2 separate regions of the Homo sapiens genome follow, and region 2 is linked to region 1. The links are chromatin loops, found by intact Hi-C in ENCODE. Cell type or tissue: OCI-LY7. All regions are shown on one strand. Links, peaks and the distances in the headings refer to the core of each region. The heading gives the core; the rest is flanking DNA. Region 1 overlaps GCN1 (GCN1 activator of EIF2AK4). Region 2 has its middle 5.2 kb from the start of RAB35-AS1.

Region 1 (2,914 bases), core at 298-2,797:
CGGTTTCACCATGTTGGCCAGGATGGTCTCGATCTCCTGACCTTGTGATCTGCCTGCCTTGGCCTCCCAAAGTGCTGGGATTACAGGCGTGAGCCACTGCACCCAGCCTTGTCTTCAGTATTCTAAAGGAAAATGATTTCAACCTAGAATTCTGTATTTGGCCAGAACATTTTCATACTTGCAAGGAGTTTACAAAATGGAGGCTGTGCTTCACCCAAACACAAGAAAGTACATGTTCAGGGTGATAAACTGTGCCCCAGCTGTAGAGGATCACATGCCTAATTGGGGCAGGTCAGAAAACTCTGGGAGAGATTTCCTTAGGAAGGTGGAATTTGATGGAATACCTGATCTCCCTAAATGTACTGAGATTTAGACAAATGGCAAAAAGTTTGGGTTTTAATTATTTATAAGAACAGATAAAACAAGTCAAACTGAAGTGAGGTGGGAAAGGGTAATTATTAACACCAGGGGCATAAAAAAGCTGGGAAGAATCAGAGTTTATTAAATGGATGTTGAATGCCATTTACATATAATGTAATCACTGACTACTGACCTAGCCTGTATGTGAAACTGGGGACTTCCACTGGGGAAATGGGGAGGGTGTGCGATGGGGTCACAGCAGGAAAGGGAGCTGTGGTGGAAAGGTAGCAAAACTGAAAAATCAAGAAGCACATGCAAGTTACCTCCATATTTAGAGATACTTAGATATATGGAGGTAACTACCCAAATATCCACCAGATCAACCTAAGGGTTGCCCATGGAGAGTGAGGGCAAGGGACTGGTTTTTATGGCAGACTTCTCAGAACTCTTTGGTTTTGACTCTGTGTGCATCTATGACTATAAAAACAAAAGACATTTTAAAGTTAAAACTACATTATTTATGTAGAAGACAGTTTTGGACATCAGTTTCTTTTATTCATTGCCAATAGAATTATGGCAGGGATTTAAGCACGAAAAACTCAGCATTATTTTATTTCTGTGTGTACGCTTGACTCTTACGCTACTGATAAGGCCTGCCTTTGAAATACCCTCAAAAGAAAAACATGATAACCCCACTGTGTTAAGTTACATGAGCCTTATCATGCCCTGCTCTACGGCTTATGAATCCACAACCTGTCCACTTGGTAGCTTGTAGAATATTGCTCAAGAGCAGATTTTCAGGGATGTTTGCAAACTGCCCCCCATCACTGGGTCTTATGCTTATGTCCCTATGCAGGGGACTGCAGCTGTGGTAACTCGATGGCTGTTGAAAGCTAAAGATTTGTTAGCATCAGTTTATAGACCTGTTTGGTTTCAAAGTTAGTTTCAAAAACGCAGGTGCTGTGGCTCTCGACCCCACTCTGAGCAGTGACTTCCTCTCTTGGAGATGGTTTCTTCATCGCCTATAAAATGGGGATACTGATGCCTCCCTTGCAGGCTTTTTGGTAGTAGTAGCCAACTTTTTGCTTGGGATGAGAGTAGATGCACCTTATACGCAATCTCATTTAAGCTCCATAACAGTCATATGAGGTAGCTGCTATTGTCCGCATCTTATAGATGAGAAAACTGAAGATTGGGGGAGTGACATTATTTGACTAAGTTTCTACAGCTAGTAAAAGGCAGAGCTGGGATCCAATCTCCTAACCTTTCCCCCTTTAGCCAGTGTGCTTATCCTCTGCCAGTGAGTTGCCAGGATGCTGACATTCCCTTTATGGGGAGGTTAAAGTGAGATAATGTAAAGGGAACATAGTTGGCACGTACCAGGCCCTTGCTAGATTTTGGGTAGTTCTGAAGGGATATTTTCTTTTCAGAGGTCTTTGCCTTTCCTCTTATTGCCAAAGTTTAAATAAGGTATATTGATTTGTTGACTAGTTGAATTAAAGCAGTACATCTCAAGTGGGAGTGATTTTGCCTGCCAGGAGACATTTGACAATGTCACAACTGGGGCGGGTGGGGAAGGTGGGCTGCTACTGACATCGAGTGGGTAGAGACCTGGAATGCTGCTAAAAACACGGCCCCCACAACCAGAATTACCCGGTGCAAAATGTCACCAGTGGGGAGGTTGAGAAACCCCAGGTTAGAGAGATCCCCAAATTCTACACCCACCCCTCAACACACACACTCATAGTTTTATAGTCTGACTAGTGAATTTTTCTGTTGCTTGGCCTTCACAGGTTTCCGAGACACTAAAGCGTTTTGCAGGGAAGGTGACAACAGCCAGTGTAAAGGAACGGAGAGAAATCCTCAGTGAACTTGGGAAGTGTGTTGCTGGAAAAGGTATTTATTTTTCATCCACATACCCTGGACAATATTCATTGTTTTTCTTTCTTTCTTTTTTTTTTTTTTTTTTGAGACAGAGTCTCTCACTGTTGCCCTGGCTGAAGTGCAATGGCACGATCTCAGCTCATTGCAACCTCCACCTCCTGGGTTCAAGCGATTTTCCTGCCCTCAGCCTCCCGAGTAGCTGGGATTACAGGTGCCCATATCATGCCTGCCTAATTTTTGTATTTTTAGTAGAGATGGGGTTTCTCGAATGACAGTGTTCCATATCAAAAATAAATTTTGTGGTTTTTTTTGTGTTTTTTTCTTCTTTTTGAGACAGAGTCTCACGATGTCACCCAGGCTGGAGTGCAGTGGCACGCTCTCGGCTCACTACAACCTCTGCCTCGCTGGGTTCAGGCGATTCTCATGCCTTAGCCTCTCCAGTAGCTGGGATTACAGGTGTGCGCCACCACACCCAGCTAATTTTCGTGTTTTTAGTAGAGATGGGGTTTCACCATGTTGGCCAGGCTGGTCCTGAACTCCTGATCTTAAGTGATCCGCCTGCCTCAGCCTCTCAAAATGCCGGGGTTACAGGCACGAGCCACTGGGCCCAGCTGAAATTGCCTTTCTTTAGAACCATGGCCTTGGCCAGGCACGGTGGCTCACGCCTGTA
Region 2 (2,914 bases), core at 309-2,808, 69 kb after region 1:
TGGATACCCCAGTCCCTGTCAGGTTCCCTCCTGTGAGCTATTTCTCTAGTGAGATGGCGGCCTGGTCACAGGGACAATTAGTGCATGATAATTCCTCAGGGCTGTGCCCCGCAGTCCCACAAGAGAAAGCTGTGGGTTTTGAATGTATTTACATTAGATCTTTCTTACCACTTGGGTTCCCACAAAAAAGGGAGCTAGGAAGCTGGGGTGCAGGATTCAATCTAGCATTTCGCAAATATTTTGCCCTCAAGACTCCTTATTTATTTACATGCAGGGTACTGCTCTGCCGCCCAGGCTGGAGTGCAATGGTGTGCTCATGGCTCACTGCAGCCTTGAACTCTTGAGCTCAAGTGATCCTCCTGCCTCAGCCTCCTGAGCAGCTAGGACTACAGCCACACACCACCACACCTGCCTAATTTTGTTTGTTTTTGAGATGGAATCTCACTCTGTCGCCCAGGCTGGAGTGCAGTGGCGTGATCTTGGCTCACCGCAGCCTCTGCCTCCCAGGTTCAGGTGATTCTTGTGCCTCAGCCTCCAGAGTAGCTGAGATTACAGGTGCCCGCCACCATGCCCAGCTAATTTTTTTTTTTTTTTGTATTTTTAGTAGAGATGGGGTTTCACCATATCGGTCAGGCTGGTCTTGAACCCCTGACCTCAGGTAATCCACCTACCTTGGCCTCCCAAAGTGCTGGGATTACACGTGTGAGCCATCGTGCCCAGCCTGGCTAATTTTTTAAATTTTTTTTGTAGAGATGAGGGTTTCACTATGTTGCCCAGGCTGGTCTTGAACTCCTGGCCTTGAGCCATCCTCCCTCCTCAGCCTTCCGAAGTGCTGGGATTACAGGTGTTTGTCACTGTGCCCAGCCGGGATCCTTTTATATTTTGAAATTTTTTTGAGGACACCAAAGAGCTCTTGTGTATACCTATCTTACCTATTGATATTTAGCATCTTAGGAGTCAAAACCAGGCTAGGCACAGTGGCTCATGCCTGTAATCCCAACACTTTGGGAGGCTGAGGTGGGAGGATGGCTTGAGGCCAGGAGTTCAAGACCAGCTTGGGCAACATAGTGAGACTGTTGTCTCTACAAAAAATTTAAAAATTAAAAAAAAAAAAAATAGCAGCCAGACGCAGTGGCTCACACCTGTAATCCCAGCACTTTCAGAGGCTGAGGTGGGTAGATCACCTGAGGTCAGGAGTTTGAGACCAGCCTGACCAACATGGCAAAACCCCGTCTCTACTTAAACAACATAAATATTAGCTGGGCATGGTGGCATATACCTGTAATCCCAGCTACTCGGGAGGCTGAGGCAGGAGAATTACTTGAACCCAGGAGGTGGAGGATGCAGTGAGCCGAGATCATGCCACAGCACTCCAGCTCCCACCTGAGTGACAGAGCAAGACTCTGTCTCAAAAGAAAAAAAAAAAGCCAGGCATAGTGGTGTGGTGGTGTGTACACCTGCAGTCCCAGCTACTCAGGAAGCTGAGGTGGGAGGTTCACTTCAGTCCAGGAGGTCAAGGCTGCAGTGAGCCATGATCGTACCACTGCACTCCCAGCTTGGGCAAGAGAGAGACTCAGTCTCAAAAACAAACAACAACAACAAAGCAAAACTGTTCAAGTGGCATTGTTCCACATTTTTTTAGGTTTCTAATGTCTGGATTCGCATGTCAGCTCTGCATTTGGTCTGTTGTATCACATGTCATGTAGGCTCTGGCAAACACTGTACAGTCATAAGCAAATGAAAGTGAAAAAGGCAAATCACATCTTAGTATTGTGAACATGTTTTGACTCTGAAGATCCTTTGAAAAGGTCTTAGGGAGCCCTGCGGGTCCTCAGACTACACTTGCAAAACCACTGATTTAATAATATAAAGGTTGAGTGAGAAAATTCCTGCTAAACGGTTTGGAGTCAGGGGAAGAAGCTGACCCTGAGTTAGACCCCAAGTTTGGCCCACACCCCAAAAAGTGAACTCAAGAGAGGGTTCAACTAATTGTATCTGACATTCTGTCCAACTCTCACACTGTGTGTGTGGCTTCACTTTAATTCAACAGGTATCAAGCACCTACCAGGCACTGGGTCTCCAGAGGATACAGATAAAGAGATGGTCCCTGGAATCATGGAACTTACATTCACTTGATTTCTGGGGGCTACATCAGGGCAGGGCAAGGCCCACTGCCAAGTCTCTTGGTGTGGCATCAGGCTTGCAGGTGTGGGAGAAAGGGCCCGTTTCCACTTCCATCAGAGGGAGACACCAGGCATCATATCATATCCTCTCTTCCTTCCCTCTTGGACCAGTATGCTGAGTGGTCCCCATCTTGCTCCTAATTTAAAGTCCCTGTCGGTCAGTTTACCTGCCTTCTCTGAGTTCTGATTCACCACCCACTGCTTCCTTCCTGGATGATCACAGCACACGTTCCCTCCCTTGCTACCTAGCACTCAGCAGCTTTGAAGTCCATGTTGCTGTCTGAAATAATGGATTTCACAGGTCCCTCCAACCTCCACTGCACTGATCTTCATCCCTGACACTGCTACCCTTGAGGGCCTGAGGTCCCCCTCTCCTTTACCCACTTAGCCTTCTGGTTGGTGACACTTTACTTCCCAAAGCTCTTTGAAGCGCCCTTAGCTCATCTTCCCTCCAAATATTCACTCCTTATTATTTCCTGGCTGCTAATCCTCTGCTTCCACTATCCTGAAAAATACTTCATGAGCCCCACTGCTCTCACCACCAAGCATTGTTTCTCTTGTCATCCACTGCCAAACTTCCTGCCACCTCTGTGGCTCCACTGCCTGCTTCTGCAAACCTCAGCGTGCTCCCTGCTTTACTTTTCTCCTTGGACATACTTGGTGCCTGTATTCTCTATCAGAATATAAGCTCTATGAAAGCTGGGATTTTAAAATTTTACTTACTGCTGAAT

The links. A loop is a pair of places that touch in the nucleus more often than their neighbours do. Peaks named below come from ENCODE experiments on the same cell type or tissue, not always from the same donor. Only the 100,000 strongest peaks of a DNase experiment are listed, where the experiment ranks them.
Region 2: a loop joins it to region 1, with 4 times the contacts of the local background. A loop is called at or near these places in 25 of 110 quality-filtered maps.

The regions. Positions count from the first base shown.
Region 1 is chr12:120,189,640-120,192,553 of GRCh38, reverse strand. It overlaps GCN1 (GCN1 activator of EIF2AK4), which reads left to right. Exons shown (of 58, transcript NM_006836.2): 2 at 2,154-2,256. Among named protein-coding and RNA genes, the nearest start is that of GCN1, 3.6 kb to the left of the region's middle. In OCI-LY7, for the core only: no CTCF peak of the experiment used is centred there; DNase peaks (open chromatin) are centred at 633 and 1,283; H3K4me3 peaks cover 1,641 bases; H3K27ac peaks cover 2,410 bases.
Region 2 is chr12:120,120,697-120,123,610 of GRCh38, reverse strand. No RefSeq gene overlaps it. Among named protein-coding and RNA genes, the nearest start is that of RAB35-AS1, 5.2 kb to the right of the region's middle. In OCI-LY7, for the core only: no CTCF peak of the experiment used is centred there; DNase peaks (open chromatin) are centred at 1,460, 1,730 and 2,392; H3K4me3 peaks cover 1,648 bases; H3K27ac peaks cover 2,287 bases.